2 separate regions of the Homo sapiens genome follow, and region 2 is linked to region 1. Evidence: chromatin loops called from intact Hi-C (ENCODE). Cell type or tissue: tibial artery. All regions are shown on one strand. Each heading gives the region's core, and the rest is flanking DNA. Links, peaks and the distances in the headings are about the cores only.

Region 1 (8,000 bases), core at 1-8,000:
GCAATGAGAATCTTGGAGCAAGCAGGAATACTACATCCGGGTCCTAATGTCCATTGCCATTTGCGGTACTACGTTCCTCACAGTTACGCACTGCAGAAATGCTGGCTAAATGCAGTTATGTAGCAGGCCACTACTTTAATAGTGCATAATTGCAGTCCAAGAACACCAGAAAACATTCCGCCACAACTTAGTGGCTTGCCCAAGAAAAGCCAAGTATCTAAATTTTAATCTGCCATAATATGCCACTTAAAAATTGCACAGGCGTAACATTACAATTTCCCCATTTTTTAGCTGTTTATATTAGTGGTACAATACATCTATAAAGAGTGGTGGGGTTTGTAGTACTTCTTATGAGTTTAATGTTCTAAGCAAAGAGGATTATGGTTTCACTAACATGAGCCAATGGGCTATGCTTATAAAATACCTATTAAATACACTGGGGTCTTAACAATATGCAGTTTTTAAAGATTAGGAGAAGTATAAAAAACAACCAGTGTTCCTCTTAAAACAAAATTATGAGAAAGTGGAGAAGAGGAAATGGGGACAAGTGGTTTCTTTAAATGAAAAAAATGGCTAAAATACTTCAAAAATTGCTACCTCCCCTTTCCCACCCCAAGTTTCAGATCGACTTTTAGGAAACTATTAAGATTATTTAAATTCACATTAGGCTAAAAACTATCATATATACATTGAAGACTTATTGAAAGTCTATTTGAGTAAGCTTACAACCCTGAGTACATTGCTGTTTTAGTGATGAAAGTCAAATGTCATTTGAAACTAAGCAACATTATTTGCTAAACAACGTTTAGCAACTCTACAGTCCACAGTAAGGGTATCAAAAGCCACAACTTTCAGGAGATTATCCATTAGCATCCTTCACCACTCTTCAAAGGTACAGTACTACCAAAAGCTTATTTTAGGGGGTCTGTGCCAGCATCCCTTATAAAGAAAGGCATGTAATCTGAAAAATAAACTGAAACATTAATTTTATAGGCAGATTTTCCCATTTCCCGACCAGCCCCCACCCACACACATTCAAAGTTCACCCTCTGTGGGTGTCCCATGGAACACCCCTTATTTTCTTGTCTTTAGTAGAGTCCCTACTATATAATTCAACCAAACTGTAATGGATTCCTTTCTAATCAAGACCCTTGTTTCCGTACAGAAAATCTCTTATGTATCACCAATTAATAACCTGTTTGGGGACAAAACTTCCTCACTGATATAATCATGGTAAAACTACTCATATTTCCGAGTGTGCTGGTGAATGATATAATGAGCATTACTTTCTAATGAGATTCTCTCCCTTAGCACACCATGTACCTGTCAGTCATACAACCAGTATTTGGTGAGATGCTTTTATACACTAGTGTTTACTTTCAGCATTATCCTGTTTCCTATGCAGAAAGTGCTCAGATTGTTCCAACAATAGGTCTCCTTTTGTACACAGGCACAATACTAAACTTCAGCATGTTAATAAAGGTTTGACTTAGAATTTTTCTTTTGCCAATTAGCACCAAGAAAAGAGGTGAAAAGGAGGAAGACACATTCCATAGTAAGAATTCTACAATGTACAGATTTGAATGGAACGTAACTCAGAACAAAGCCAAACCATTCAATTACTTTACCTACTGTTAGGAAGCTGTTCCTCTAACATATTTACACTGGGAAATCAGGCTCCCATTATACTAACAGGCAACAATAAACAATCTACTTTAATAGTCAAAGTCTCTTGTTCTAATGGAAGGGGGTTCAATGAAGTTGACAATTAACTGACAACACCATGGAAACATTCCAAGCCTTTATGGTGGGAGGAAGGGATATTTGTACTGTGTAGCATGAGCAACTTTCTCCAGATTTAGTGCTACATGAAAACGAAACTATGTGAAAACAAGTTAAATTTACAATAAGAATGATTATCTGCAACCCTATTTGTTAACAATCACCACTAGCTCTTAGAAGAGAACCAATAGATTTTTATAGTCCTATAGATTTTGCCCAACAGAAGTAGCACAAGGAGATGTAAAAGTTACAGAGTACAAATGTATATATAACTAAACCTACTTCAGTACTAAACCTTTTTTTTTTTTTGAGACAGAGTCTCGCTCTGTTGTCCAGGCTGGAGTGCAGTGGCAGTCTCAGCTCACTGCAACCTCCATCTCCAGGTTCAAGCAATTCTCCTGGCTCAGCCTCCCGAGTAGCTGGGATTACAGGCGCCTGCCACCACGCCCAGCTAATTTTTTGTATTTTTAGTAGAGACGGGGTTTCACCATGTTGGCCAGGCTGGTCTTGAACTCCTGATCTCATGATTTGCCCACCTCAGCCTCCCAAAGTGCTGGGATTACAGGCGTGAGCCACCGCGCCCGGCCCAGTTACTAAACCTTCTTACTTTCAAGTTTTGTTTTTTAGACTACACCCCATCTTTATAAATCACTTGAATACATGAAAAGACTTCATGTTTAACATCTTTAATTCAAATGTAAAAGTTCAATACAAGCCATTTATAGGGCTTGAGATTTGTTGGTCTTTTAAAAACAAGAAATGGGGAAATGCAACAAAATGACCTTTCCACTTTTCAAAAGCTTTCAAGTAAAGGATAGATCATAGGGCCATAAAAGATCCATTTAATCAAACCCACTTTCACCCCCTACCAATTGTCTTACACCCATTCCACAATCTTAATACATATTCCTGAAGATTTACAGTTCAGCTTTGCTTACATAACCATTTAAAAAATACTTAGCACCAGCGTGCTTCCTATATGCCAAACAAATCATCAAACTACTTCAATATGCATTTCTTCTTTTTAAAACAAAGGGGGCAATTATTTGTAGAAAGCAATACTTAGCCTCCAGATGCATTTCCCAGAAATGGCATATGCCATTCAAAGGCCTAGACACTCTCATGCTTTCAATGTGGAATACGTAGCCTAATATGCATAGAAGCATGAATGGCAAAGTTGAAGATCAATATTATAACTATTTTTCTATTTATTTGAAGCACAGTAAAAAAAAAAAAATTGGTACACTTTGGAAATTCAGTGGCACAAGGTACACTGCCATAAACTTGAGGGACATTATACAGTAAAAAAGAAAAAATAAAGAAATAAAAAGGAAAAAAAAATTCTCCTGTTCCAAACACTGCATTACATAATTTTACCTGCCCAAACAGACCATTTACAAATATTAGGTCAATAAACTGCTAACATCCATAAAAAGATAGCTTTCTTACTAAAATGCAAGAATTTAAAAGATTGGTATCTAAACAAAAAAACAAAACAAACTGGAATGAAAGCCTAAATATCACATCTAAAATCGGGGTTTTTTGTTTGGGCCTTCGTACTCTTCTCTCCCTCTACCATATCCTGCTGGAGTTCCAGGCCCCATTCCTCTAGGACCCTGTCCACCCACAGGCCCCGCACCTCCCTGCCCAAAGCGCTCAGTACGCTATTGGAACAGTAATTAACAGTTCATTATAAGTAGTTGATGTCCATGTGTGTTAAGTAAATATTTTAGAAGGTTCCGTAGTCAACGTTCGTCGATACAATCACCAATGAGTCGATCCACAGGTACCGGGAACATAGAAAGGAAAAAAGGGTAATTTGAAAATTAGTTTACGGTAATACATGCCTTGTGGTATGTTCCCACTTGAGCCATTCTCATACACCTGTTTCAAAGAACAGATCTTCCCTGTAGTGCTAAAAAATTTAAGAATTAGTGCAGATGTGAAAATCCATTCCAAAATGAGTTCTAAGAAATTTCACATCAGATTAACCCACTGAAAAACTTGCAAACTCTCACTTTCAACGTCTGAACGGAAATTTAATTTCCAAGTAAGCCTAACAAGCCCAACCAGAGATTCAATTCACTCAATGAAGTGACAAAGACCTACTCACCAGTTAGTGGCATGTGCTGCTTAAGAAACCTTGTGCTTTTCAAGATCTTAAGACACATCTGCTAAGTTGCAGAAATCTTAAAAGGTTGAAAGTTTTAATAAAATGCTACCAGACTACAAAAAGAAAAAGCATAAGACTATAGATTTAGTCACTTAACCGGCACAGTAACTTGATCAAAAAAACTTATGTTGCCAAATTCTCACAGGCACACTACCTTCCGAGCCATCACTATATAACCAGAGACAATTACGTTCTCAGTACTATTCTATATTGTTGCAAACTAAATGAACAAACCCCACCCACCTTCATCAGTCCATCTTTTCCCTTAGGTCTTTGAAAAGTGCAGACACTTTGCTGTAATTCCATGTTTTAGACACTTCCCGAACAGTGAAACACGAAGCTAAAGTAACTGCAATAAAGCAGTGAGTGACTTCACTATTCCCATCTAGTTTTAGGTAATTCTGGAGATAGAAGTTTTCAATAGAAACATATGTGCCTAAATAGCAGACCCCTCAGGTATGCAAACACAGCAGCCTACACTTTTTCTCATTCCATTTATAATAGACCAGTTACTAAGAGTATTACTCCAAATAAAAAACTAAAAGGGCATCAGGGTTTAACTGTTCCTATACACAATTTCAACATTCTTTTAAACAAAATACTATTGAGCTACTCAACATGACTAAACTTTTATCCTTTGTTTTTCAAAATCTTATAAATTACAGGGTTTTTGGCTCATTGTTCTGTGTTCTACCTCTAAGAACTTAAAAAAAAGAAAAAGTTGGGGCTTTCATAATTATGTTAATTACACCAGCTGAGAACCCAGGAGCTATCAGCTACCTGTTATCTAGAATATAAACCTTTAATTGTGAGAACATAAGGTCAAATTAGATTTTACACATTACCTAACAATCTGTCTTTAGGAAGAATATAAACCAAAATGTTACCCACATACTCTGAAAAATCTAAAGAAAGCCCATAGTATTACATTTTACCCAACCAGCCATTTATAATTCTAACTTTAATTCCCAAAAAGTCTTAGGTAGATTATAAACAGGTGAGGCCTTATACAAAATCCTTATGTTTCTATTTATAAAATGAATCTTATGAGCTACTCACTGCAGCTCCCCTCCTTTGCCAAAAGCCTGTAGTGAACTCATCACATTCAACTCAGCTATAAAAATGCACTCTCTAAACCCACCAAAATTCAGTCCTAACGATTTGTAAAGCCCTAATGCAGCCACTCATACCAGTTCAACTGATTGTTCTAAGCATCTGACAGGCTATATTCACAGCTGAAACATGATAGCATCAAGAAGGTTCAGATCAAATGCACACCATTAGTATGCTTAAAAATTGTTGATTTTTGCTACTCTGTAGCAAAATGGAGATGTCAGTTGATTTTAGAAGGTATACCTACAGACAGGCCCAACAGGTGGGAAACGACGAGTCAAAACACTCAATTCCCTTTTCATAGGATAGAAGCCACACCAAATATAGGTCAAAGTCCTACACATCACTAAAACGTGCCTAAAGCTTCAAACTACAAGTCTGATTCCTACTTATGGCAAATACCAGCTTAAAGAATGAGTTTGCCATTTGATTATTCTCACTTGGATGTAGAATAATCAGATACATTATCTAGCATCTAGAATTTGGATTTGCCATGCACTAGAGTTCAAAAGCACCTAAATCTACTTATTGCCAAAGGTAATTCCACATAATACTAACAGCATTGACTCCTTGTTGGCAACCGTTATCTGTTTAGGTTACCACACACCGAGTTCTTCTATGTTGCCAAAGTATTCCTCAATATTACATATTTATGTATGAAATTGGTAGGGGAAACTAAAAGAGGTCCAGTCACCTACTTAAAAAAACAAAACAAAACAAAACAAACACACCTAAGTTGTGAAAATGAGAATTTCCTTGGTACTACGTCCCACAGGATACATTACCATGTCACTTCCCATCATGGAACCACTCATGGTTGCTGGTGGAACGCCAGGATTAGCTTCATAACCTATGCCACCACCACCTCCTAGAGGTGGAAATTTCTGGCCTCCTGAACCATAGGGATCTAGAAAACAAAAATAGTGGTTACAACTCCACCAGGATACTACTCTCTACTTATATCATTAATTTAAATTTCACACTTACCTCCCATGTTCATTGCTCCTCCGCCACCCATTCGCATGTCTCTTTCCCGCTGCAAGAAAAAAATTCCTTTCAATATACCTGCACTATACCCACAGCAAGCATTCTTAAGAACTGAGAAATTTTCAAGAGTTAAATAAAAAACATGGTAAAGTTCAAAAGTTCATCATGTGAATTATTTTTGAAATCAATATTCTGAAAACTAAGTTAGACTCAATTATCCAAAGACCTACAAAACTTCCTATTCAAGGCCGGGAGCAGTGGCTCACGCCTGTAATCACAGCACTTTGGAAGGCCGAGGCAGGCAGATCACCTGAGGTCAGGAGTTCAAGACCAGCCTGGCCAACAAGGCGAAACGCCATTTCTACTAAAAATACAAAAATTAGCCGAGCCTGATGGCAGGCACTTGTAATCCCACCTACTCAAGAGGCTGAGGCAGGAGAATCACTTGAACCCAGAAGGCAGATGCTGCAGTGAGCCAAGATCAAGCCACTGCACTCCAGCCTGGGTGACAAGAGCAAAACTCTCTCCAAAAAAAAAACCAAACAAACAAAAAAACAAAACAAAACAAAAAAACCAAGAAACAAAACACAAAAAAACTTCCTATTCAATTAAATCCTCTGACCCATACAAGGAAATCAAACATAATATACTTTGTTAGAAAAAAAGCAGAAAATAACTGTAATTTGATATTAAAATTTCCTGTAATTCCTTCTAGGTACCTGCAAGTTCTATAGACAACTCCAATTGGAAGGCAGTAAAGGCTGACTTACTGGATCCATGTAGCCCATTCGGCTGTAACTTTCCTCTCTTTGGCGCCTCATTTGTTCTTCCATCTCACGTTGACGAATCATCATCTCTTCCTCTCTTCTACGTCGTTCCTCCTCTTGCCTAGAAATACCCATCAGGTACATAACTGAAGTGTTATCCACATCTTTTAGAATTCAATGTGAAGAAACCTAGCAGTTGACCTAAGAACTAGGTTAGCACTAAAAAACACAAAGGCTTAGAGTGAGCCTAGGGGCATAGTACTAAAGACATTCTGGCAAATAATGTAGGCTTTATTAAGGATAATCTTACACTGTATTCGATTTTAAGTGTTAAACCAACACTGACATATTTAACCTTTGTATTTTGCCTGACTGACCTGAAAAACTAAGTACATCTTTTCCCTAAATGTCAGAATATAAATGTTAGTGCATAAGTCAAGGATTAAGGCCAGGGTTGGTAGTTCATGCCTGTAATCTCAGTACTTTAGGAGGCCAGGAGTTTGACACCAGCCTAGGCAATATAGGAAGACTCCATCTCCACAAATACAAAAAAAATTAAAAAATTAGCTGGGGGTGGTGGCCTGTGCCTCTAGTCCCAGCTACTCAGGAGGACTGCTAGAGCTGAGGAGTTTGAGACTGCAGTGAGCTATGATCATGCCACTGCACTTCAGCCTGGGCCCATCTCAAAAAAGGAAGAAAAAAAATGGCCAAGCGTGGCGGCTCATGCCTGTAATCCTAGCACTTTGGGAGGCAGAGACAGGTGGATCACTTGAGCTCAGGAGTTCAAGGCCAGCCTGGCCAACATGGCGAAACCCCGTTATCTACTACAAATACAGGAAGAATTAGCCAGGTGTCGTGGCGCATGCCTGTAATCCCAGCTGATCGGGAGGCTGAGGCAAGAGAATCGCTTGAACCCAGGAAGCGGAGGTTGTGGTGAGCTGAGACTGCACCACTGCACTCCAGCCCGGGCAACAGAATGATACGTTTCAAAGAAAAAAATAAATGAAGGCTTAAACCTTAAACACAATTTTACCTCAATTGCATTTCTTTACGTTTCTGCATTTCTTGATTGTGAAGTTCTTCCATGCGTCTTAATTCTTCCTGTCGTCTCATCAGATCTGAACATTGGAAAATATTTGGATTCACATTAACAAGGTTCTAATAAGGTGAAAAACAAT
Region 2 (9,818 bases), core at 1,113-9,112, 310 kb before region 1:
TGGGGAGAGGGGTGGCTGTCATCCCCCATTGCCCAGGCTCATGCCAGCTCTCACCCCCACCCCAAGCAAAAAAAAGGAAGGGAATGAGAAAGGGAACCTACAAAGTGATGGACATTAACCTATGCACTTTAAATATATTGGTCCTTGCAACAGCTACGTACATAATATACCTACCTATTGCACTGCCTCTAGATAGGGGTGATATCCAAGCTATTTAGCAACCAGTTCAGTCCATGGACAGAGCAGATGCTGGCATATACCAGGCAGAGCAGGCACAGACCAAAATGCTGCAGCAGTGCCCTGGAGAGGCTAGATTGTGGGGTGGGCTAGAGGGGTCAGGGAGGAGCCAGGGTGGTGGCTCTTTACCAGTGAAGGCAGAAGATATTTCAATTTTTTTTTTTTTTTTTTTTTTTTTGGAGATGGAGTTTTGCTCTTGTTGCCCAGGCTGGAGTGCAATGGCGCGATCTCGGCTCACCGCAACCTCCGCCTCCCGGGTTCAAGCGATTCTCCTGCTTCAGCCTCCCGAGTAACTGGGATTACAGGCATGCGCCTTTTGTCTCTTTTTGGAAGAGACAGGGTTTCTCCATGTTGGTCAGGCTGGTCTCGAACTCCCGACCTCAGGTTATCCACCCGCCTTGGCCTCCCAACGTGCTGGGATTACAGGTGTGAGCCACCACGCCTGGCCGAAGTATTTCAATATTTTAACAAATTCTATGTCTATGCTAGTTTACACCAGCTGCACTAGAGTGTCCTCAGCTCTACCTAGAGATGAGTAAACTAAGTAAACCCAGCTTCAAAGTAGCAGAGCCAGGATTTGGACTCAGCGCTGCTGGGCTCCACAGTCCAAGCACTTCCCACTGCACCAGCTGCTAGAACATCACAGGAAGAAATGCCTTGGAGCAGCTGGAGGTGGAGTGGGCCTGCAGCTGGGAGGACTTCTCTAGGGACCCCGATGGCTCAGCCCAGAGCCTGGCCAGACACAGTAAGTCAGTGCCAGTGGAGCTGAATTAAGTTGTTTGCAGGAATGACATAGGGCCTGGAAATTTCTTGTCTTTGAGTTAATAATATGCAAATCTTATGCAAACCAAAAAGTCAACTGGCCGTTTTCATTTTTTCCCTGAATTCAGAGTTCTTTTCTATAAAGAAGTCAGTGGCCGCTTAAGATGCATGAGGTTGGGACCAGGCAATACTTTAAGAAGTGGGAGTCAGGAGATGTGGGAGGTGGGGGATAAACAGAAGATCAAGGTTTGGAAATTCAAGGACCACAAAAGAAAAGCCTGTGTGTCCTGAGCTACCTCCACCCCTACATGGTCAGAAGGGATTGTGGGCCCAGCTCTAGGGTCCCTCCACCTCCCCAAGAGACTCTCCCAACCCCCGCAACTTCAGCCTTTCTCTTGCTGCCCAGGCCTTCTCTCCCTGCCTGCCTGCCTACTTCTCTCCAGCTGGCAGGCTGCCTGCTGGGAGCCTGTTGCCATAGAAACCAGGCCCAGAAGGATGCTGCAGGACCCAGGAAGGAGAGATGCACTCATGTGCAGTCTCCAACGAGCCCTATGTCCCAACCCCCACCCAGAGAGGGAGAAGGAGAGAGAACATATCCTCATTGCCTCCCACACAGTCTTCCCCTCAGTGTCTGCCCTGTCCTGCCCTGGTCAAGGTTTGCATCACCATCTGCCCTGATGATTAGACTGGCCTCCTTTCAGATACCTCTGCCTCCATCAGTACCCTGCAGAGGAAGAGCACGGGGCCAGGAGTTAGCTCTGAGTTCTAATGCTGGCTTTCTCACTGTGTGCCTTTGTCACTCACCCTCCATCTAGGTCATCCAATGTGTATGTGTGTATGTATTTAAAATATATGTATTAGATATAAATATACACACATATACATCTAAAAATACACACATATATACAATTATAGAAATAGATAAGTAATTGCCAAGGTAGTTCCTCTCTCTAAAATTATATTTTGCATATTTTAAGATCTGGGGCCCTCCCCAGTCCACCCAAGACTGGAATAGTCTTCCTAAAGCTGAGCTCTGCCAAGTCATTCCCCTGCTCAAAACCCTTCCACAGCCCCCTACTACCAACAAGACAAAGTTCAGACTTCCTGTACCAGCATTATCTGAGGCCCTGATGTCCTGGACACAGTCCTCCTCTTCAACCTCATCTCCCCCACATTCTCCTTGTTCCTTGAATCGACTATAAGCGATCCTGACTCCAAGCCTTTGCACACGCTACTCCTCTGCCTGAAATGGCCTTCCTCCTCCTGGCTCCTTGTCCATTCCCTCCTTAAGTCCTGTTTTACCTGTTTCACCCTCCACTGCCCACAAGACCACTCCTGAGTACCACACCTCCCTCAGCAGCCCTCCTGGCTTCAGAGGCAGCCCTGCCGTTCAGGCAGATTGTTCTCTTTCTGGTGAGAGTCTTGAATGTCTAGCTGCACTGTTAGGATGCATCTTGACTTACTTTGAATGTTTTTGTGCCTTTGTGCTCTAGTTAGCTTGTGGCTCCTTCAGAGCTACAGCTGTTGCAAACCACAAAGGTAAAGGAGGGGGTTGCTCCAATAAATACGTGCCTGATGATCTGCCACACCTGCGTGCTTTCCTGTCGCCCCTGCTAAACACAGCTGTGTCCTTCGGCACTGCCATGTTCGCTGCCTTCCGCCTGTCCTCTGAGATGTCTTGAGAGGATCCCATTCCATCGCGATGGAAACAGCCATACTGCCGGGAACAGAAGGACCAAGTGCCCCAGGCTGCATGCTTCTCAAGCCACTGCCTCAGTGAGCTCTCTCACATGTCTGCCTCAAAGGAGACCAAGGAAGTCGAGGAGCTGATGGGATGACCAGAAGCACAGTCCTCACCAACGCTCCTGGCCAGCAGCCAGAGATGTGTACAGCACAAGCAGGAGGCGCTTATCCCTGTGCAAGTGGCATTTAAAACCAGCAGTGTGGGACAAGCTCACCCAAGAAAAGAACAACGGATCCAAGATCCAAACCCCGGGAGAACACGGACATTTCAGGGGTGGGTGGAGACGGTGCAGCTCATAGAGGAGACTAAGCCAGAAAGGAAGGGGGAGAAAACCACCAGAAAGTGACATAAAAGCAGAGAGGGGACAGAAAGGTCTCATGAAGGAATGGGCAGCTAACATGGAAAACGCAGCCGGTTAAGAATGAAAGGTGCCCACGGATTTTGCAATCTGGAAGCCACGGGTGATCCAAGCAAGAGTGGGTTTGGTGGAATGTGGGGGCAGATGCAGACTGCAGCAGGTTGTCAGGAGGTGGAGAAAACTAGTCAAGGCAACCCTCAGAAAGCCTGGCTGAGAAGGGAGGAAGACAGAAGAGAATGTACTGTTAAAGAGGGATATTTTGTTTTGGGTGCTTCTTGCTTGCTGTATCCCAAGAGGAAAGAACCTGTGGTGTAGGCAGAATAATAGCCACCAAAGGAATCCACATCCTCATCCCCAGAACCCAGGAATATGTTACCTTCCACGGCAAAAAGGAATTTGCAGATGCGATTAAGTTAAGGATACTAAGAAGAGGAGACTCTCCTGGATTATCCTGGTGTAATCACATTTTATAAATGAAAGAGGGAGGAAGAAGAGTCAGAGAAGAAAATGGAATGACAGAATCAAGGTTGGAATAATGCAACCTAGGGACTCAACCCACCACTGCTGGCTCTGAAGATAGAAGCAAGCTGCAAGTGAAGGAATGCAGATAGCCTCTATAAACTGGGAAAAGGTGACAAATGGATTCTTCCCAGAGCCTCCCAGAGCCCAGTTTGAAACCCCATTGAGACTCTGACCCCAGATAATAAATATGTATTGTTTTCCATCACTGAATTTGTGATAATGTTTCAGCAGGAATACAACATTAACACAACCTGTAAAGAGAAATGAAATGAAGAGAGAGAAGAGAGGAGGAACCAGATATAAGGATGGATAAAAAAGAATAACATCTTCTAAGCACTTAGTATGTGCCAGGAGAAGCACTTTCCATGAATAAACATGCTCAATCCTCACAAACAGTCCCACTCTATGGATGTTAGTGTCAGCCCTACTTGTAGATCAGAAAACCGAGGCTTAGTGGGGTTGACTCCTAAGATGAAGGCAGGGCTGGTGGAAGAGACAAGGGAAGATATCTAAGTAAGCTGGGGTTTGGCTTGGAAGTGGACAGAAGTCCCACCAGTTGACCCCAATCATCACAATGAAGTGGGCGATGGGGGGTGGTTATCTGCTGGAGATGTCTGGGGAGTAGGGGAAGGAATGAAAATGAGCAGCTTTGGGTGGGGGCAGCGGAACAGAGCGGTTAGGCCCGTGTGCTCTGGAGCCTTGCCCGGGTCCAAAACCCAGCTCGGTGGCTTGTGCCTCATTTTCCCATCTGTAAATGAGAATGATAATAGTAGCAGTTCATAAGATTGTTGTGAGATAATATCCATAAAGAACTCAGAACAGCACCCTGCCTGCCCATTGTGTTAGCTATTCTAGAGAAGTAGAATGGTTTGCAGCTCTCACTGAAAAGAGAGGGAGCTGGACAAACACAATCATCGGAATGTAGCACTGAGAACCCGGCTAGGGCATTGTAGTTATTAATTATTATGATTGCTGTTGATCATTTCCATCTGTTCTCCCACAGCGCTTTGAACAAAACTCTTTTATACTCCATATCACATTGTATCATGGCTGGTTATTTGCATAAGTGTCTCCTCACTAAATAGGGCAGTTCATCACACTGGTTGGTTGGTTGGTTGGTTGGTTGGTTGGTTGGTTGGAAGGAAGGATGGTAGAGACCACTAACTGTCTTCCAAGATCCACTCTCCATTTCCCCCTTAGTAACAGAACCCCACCATTTTATGCTGGACACATGGCTACTTTGAATAAAGATTCTTTCCCAATCTCCCTACCAACTAAATGTAGCCATGTGCCTAAGTTCTAGCCCATGAGATAAAAGTAGAAGTGGCATGTGCAACTTCCAGAAAGTGTCCTTAAAAGGAGGGGGTATGCCCTTCCTTGTCTCTTCCTCCTTCCCGATCACCAGAATGCAGACATGATGGCTGGACCTCAAGCAGCCATTCTGGAACATGAGACCAAAGGGAAGTGCTAAGTGGGGTGGGGGATGAGGAAAAGATAGAAGGCTCCAGGTCCTGACACTGTGGGGCATCTACCAGACCTCAACTAACTCTCCCTGGATTTCCTCTAAGTAAGAGAGAAATAAACTTCTATCATATTTAAATCACTGTTGTTTGGGGGGTTTTCTATAACTCACAGTCAAACCCACTCCTAACTATAACAGATGAATTTTTAGAATAGTGAAGTTAAGGGCTTATGTCGCTATTTAGTTTTGGATTTGGCAGTATTTGCTGTGGTCTCCACCAACAGCTGTCAGCACAGGATAAAAACTGGCTTCAGCTGTGAATTGTCATTAATGCGTAACAATGCATTCACAATATTTTCTCCCAAGCCTTTAAATGTGGCTGCAGAAGCCTCCTCCCTTTGAGTGCTCCAAGGTGACAATGATTACATTCCTGATGATAATGCAAGTTGTTATCATGGTTACTTCAGGGAGAGTTTCCACTGCGATTCTACTTCAGGGAGAGTTTCTACTGTGATTCTCTGGGGGATAACATAAAAGCCTCTGGGTAGAAGCTGGATTATCCCAAGAGACACAGTATCCAAGGAAAGCTCTATATCCAGAAGTTGTCAAGAGGTTTTGCCAGGAGTATTTGGCAGCAGGCAGGAAGGGTGGGAGGGGGAGTGGGCAGGGAGGGGGAAGGACGGTGTCATTTCAACTAGGCATAGCCTTCAAACTAGCTTCTATAGAAGCTCCTGTGTGAAGGCATCTAAGAGCCTAAACATATAATCAAGCAGGGGTCACTGAACCCACCACTCCAGCCTGGGGGCTGTGACAGGGATGCCAAGGTGGGGCTAGGGTGGGAGATTCAGGAGGAGTCATGAGGGTCAGTCAGAAACCGTCCTAAATTTGCAGGCTCAGGAATGGAGGTAGCATCTGTGCCCAGGGCTTTGGGCAGTCAGCTTCTTATTGCTTTTGCAGGACTGTTCTTGGAATATAACTTAATGGGTATGGAAGCTTCTTTCCCAGGCCTCAAGGGGCCATTCTTTCAGCACATACCCTTCCCAAACTCCCAAAGCTAGAAATGACCATAATGTTAAGGAAAGGGTAGGCAGGTCTTCCTCCACAGAGTTCTCCAGGTGGCCCTTCGTGGGCACAAGCAGGTATGAGTAGGGTTGTCAGATAAAATATAGGACTCCCAGTTGAATTTGAATTTCAGATAAATAACAGATGTTTTTACTATGAGTATGTCCCAAATATTGCATGTGACATACTAAAATGCATTCATTATTTATCTGATCATCAAATTTAACTGGGCATCCTGGTGGTTTTTGTTTCTTTATTTTGGTGGGTTTTGCTGTTGATGTTGTTGGTTTTGTTTTTGCTAAATTTACAATTTAAGATAAGGTCTGTCTGGGAGGAATTAGAGGTGGAAGATACAGGCAGATCCCTATGGTTAGAAAGAGTTGGAGGCAAAAATCCCATTTTCTATGACTTCAGAGGGCCCCTTGCTAATATTCAGCAAGACATCTGATGCATCCTTTTATCATGGCCCAGAGTGTGCTGGGTCTAGGGAAACAGGTGCCATAAGGACATGTTGAGACACGGCTGGTAACTGATTAAGTATGTTCTCTCTCACCACAAGGCCTTAGCATATGCTATTCCTTCTGCCTGGAACCTTATCTCCCATTTTTCACTCAGTTAATTTTTGTTCATCCTTCGGATCTCCACCCAAATGTCACTTCCCAGGGAAGCCATGCCTGACCCCTCTGGCAGACTCAAAGCCCCATAGTCTACACTGTCATGGCTCACATGCCGCTCCTTTGTGGCAGCCGGCACAGCGGCTACATCATTAATGAGATTCTTAGATTAACTTCGTGGTAAGCTTTGCATGGGCAGGAGCTGTCTCTGGTTCTGCTCACCTTTGCATCCTCAGTGCCCAGCACAGTGTTTGGCAAATAATACAGATCCAATAAATATCTGTGGACAGATGAATCTTGGCGGGGGGGTGGGGGTGTGCAGTGGAGATAGAACTGAAGGGGTGCCAGCCCCCTCCCCTTATATTCTAAGCCAAGTCATCACTGACACTGGGCAACTGGAAGGACTCACAGACAATTCCCAGACAGAAGGGACAATAAGTCCAAAATCCTCACCCAAGAGGTGAGCAGGGAACACCCTGAAAGGCAGAAGAGAAGAGACCTTTCCTGCTCAGCAATTTTTAAAACCAAATTACAGAGAGAGAAACAGATACTGGGATGAGCGAGACAGCAGTAAGGACAAGAGAGTCAAAGAAAATGGGGCTGGGCTGTGTGTGGCGGGCCAGGCCTGAATGCTGGCCAGGCGAGGCTGCTGGAATTCATGGCTCGCTTTTATGCACCAGTTGGGGCATGGTGTGTGAGGAGTCAGACTTAAAGTGCCAGGGACATAAGGGACAGAAAGGACTGTGCAGGTGTATGACTAAGGACGCCTGCAGCAGACAGGCCAGGGAGCCTGGCCAAAGAGATGGGCCAGATTTCCCCTCTCCCCACCTGTCACTCCCTCTGAATTCCCAGTGTGATCACCTGTCCCAGGCAGTTTGGTTCTTTCGATGCTTATTCAACACCATGTCCTCTCCTCAGCCCGCCACATCAAGACCTCACCAAGCACTTACACAAGAGCAAGGAAGGCCACGTTCTCTGCCTGTCCCTGCCCTTCCCTGACTTTCACTCCAAAATGCTGCTCAAATTGGCCCACTTCTCTCTGTATCCACTGCTATCAGCCTTACCCAGACCACTGATCAATAGAGTAGACTGAATTAACTTAGGAAGCTCCCACTCACACCCTAAACGCATAGAAATGCTGGGTTTTTAAAAATCAAAAAGGTGTTTTTGCTACAATGCTGGGTTTGAAAATAGGAATGAGAAATGTCCAGGTATCAGAAACAGGAAGGAAATTCAAAGAACATATAGTGAGAGGGGGTCTAAGCCAAGTGAACCACAGGGAGATCAGACCAGACATATGCTAGAGGCTGGATGAAAACGCTGAGGGAGGATGAGAGGAGAGACCCCAAACCTGCGCAGCAAGGGGAGCTGGAAAGAGACCCTGTGCGCAAAGTCGGCAGCCAAGAAGGTCTGTTTCATTTGCAAACTTGGACTCAAAACGCTCATGCCAGGGATGCAGGAATGTGGCCTGGAAGGAGGATGCTGGGAAATCGGAACATGAAGGCTTCCTTGTGTGGAGGTGTGGGGTTCAAATGAGTATTACCTGTGAAACACAAGAAACCTCAAGCCTCAAAGGGAGATATTAACTTTAAAACTTCAAGCAGTGCTTCAGCATGAAGGAAACTGAACCAGGAGAAAGAAGAGGGCAGTAAAAAACAATAGTGAACACACAAATTACGGAAACACGTATGTAAATCTAAACTGTTAAAGCATAAAAGATACAACAGCAGCTGATTTCACAGAGACTTTTTAAGAGGTATAATCAAACTACTAGATAAACATAACATGGAAGATGGGAGGAGAAACTTAAGAAGGAAATTAAAGTGTTCCAAGATTCTTGTTTTGTGCCTAAGAAGGACAGAAGTACTGACTAATGTTAGACGTTATTAGGAAAATATGAAATTAAGTATATCTGTCAAATGTTTAAGGGAAATCACTACTAAAATGTAAACTTCCAAACCAGTGGAGTGAAGAAGAGAAAGTAAACTCTATTTACTGTTGATCAGTTCAACATAAGATAAAAAGAAAGGGAGAAAGCAAAGAAAAAGCATGTCAACTAGAAAATTTTTAAACAGATGATAGAAATAAACTCAAGTCAGTAATGAAAAATATATACATGGATTAAATATGTCTAAACTCTAGCTATAAATCGCTTATAAGCAACACATATAGGCCAGGCACCGTGGCTCACTCCTGTAATCCCAACACTTTGGGAGGCTGAGCCGGGTGGATCACCTAAGGTCAGGAGTTCGCGACCAGCCTGGCCAACATGGCGAAACCCTGTCTCTCCTAAAAATACAAAAAAATTAGCCAGGTGTGGTGGCACATGCCTGTAAACCCAGCTACCCAGGTAGCTGAGGCAGAAGAATTACTAGAACCCAGGAAGCGAGGTTGCAGTGAGCTGAGATCACGCCAATGCACTCCAGCCTGGGTGACAGAGCAAGACTCATCTCAAAAAAATAAAAATAAAAATAAAAAAATAAGCAACACATCTAAAACATAAGGATATAGGAAGGTTGAAAATAAAAGGATGGAAAAAGATGTATTGGAAAATTAACCAAAAGCAAGCAGCCATAGCAATAAAAATCAGGTAAAAAAGACTTCAAGGCAAAAGCCATTAGTAAGGATGAAAAGCAGCCTATTTAATATTAAAAGAGCCAAGCCACCAAGAAGATACAACAATCATAAGCTTGAATGCTTATAAACAGCACACTCTCAAACTGAAGTAAAAATCAACAAAGTTACCAGGGAAAATGACATATCCACAATCATGGTGAGACATTTTTAACACACCTCTCAGAACTGATAGATCAAATGTACAAAAAAAAGATAAACATTTGAAAAATATAATTTATAAATTTGACCATATATGACAGCCGTCCCCAACCTTTTTGGCACCAGGGACTAGTTTTGTGGAAGACAATTTTTCCAGAAGCTGGGTGGGCGCAGTGGCTCACGCCTGTAATCCCAGCACTTTGGGAGGCCGAGGCGGGCGGATCACGAGGTCAGAAGATGGAGACCATCCTGGCTAACATGGTGAAATCCCGTCTCTACTAA

Evidence for each region. Peaks named below come from ENCODE experiments on the same cell type or tissue, not always from the same donor. Only the 100,000 strongest peaks of a DNase experiment are listed, where the experiment ranks them.
Region 2: a loop joins it to region 1, with 4 times the contacts of the local background. A loop is called at or near these places in 12 of 110 quality-filtered maps.

The regions. Positions count from the first base shown.
Region 1 is chr1:35,181,148-35,189,147 of GRCh38, forward strand. It overlaps SFPQ (splicing factor proline and glutamine rich), which reads right to left. Exons shown (of 10, transcript NM_005066.3): 6 at 7,856-7,940; 7 at 6,826-6,943; 8 at 6,056-6,104; 9 at 5,854-5,975; 10 at 1,789-3,446. The coding sequence ends at 3,309. Among named protein-coding and RNA genes, the nearest start is that of SFPQ, 8.0 kb to the right of the region's middle. In tibial artery, for the core only: no CTCF peak of the experiment used is centred there; a DNase peak (open chromatin) is centred at 3,427.
Region 2 is chr1:34,869,091-34,878,908 of GRCh38, forward strand. The region is part of intron 8 of DLGAP3 (DLG associated protein 3); the gene reads right to left. Among named protein-coding and RNA genes, the nearest start is that of SMIM12, 14 kb to the left of the region's middle. In tibial artery, for the core only: no CTCF peak of the experiment used is centred there; no DNase peak of the experiment used is centred there; H3K27me3 peaks cover 5,612 bases.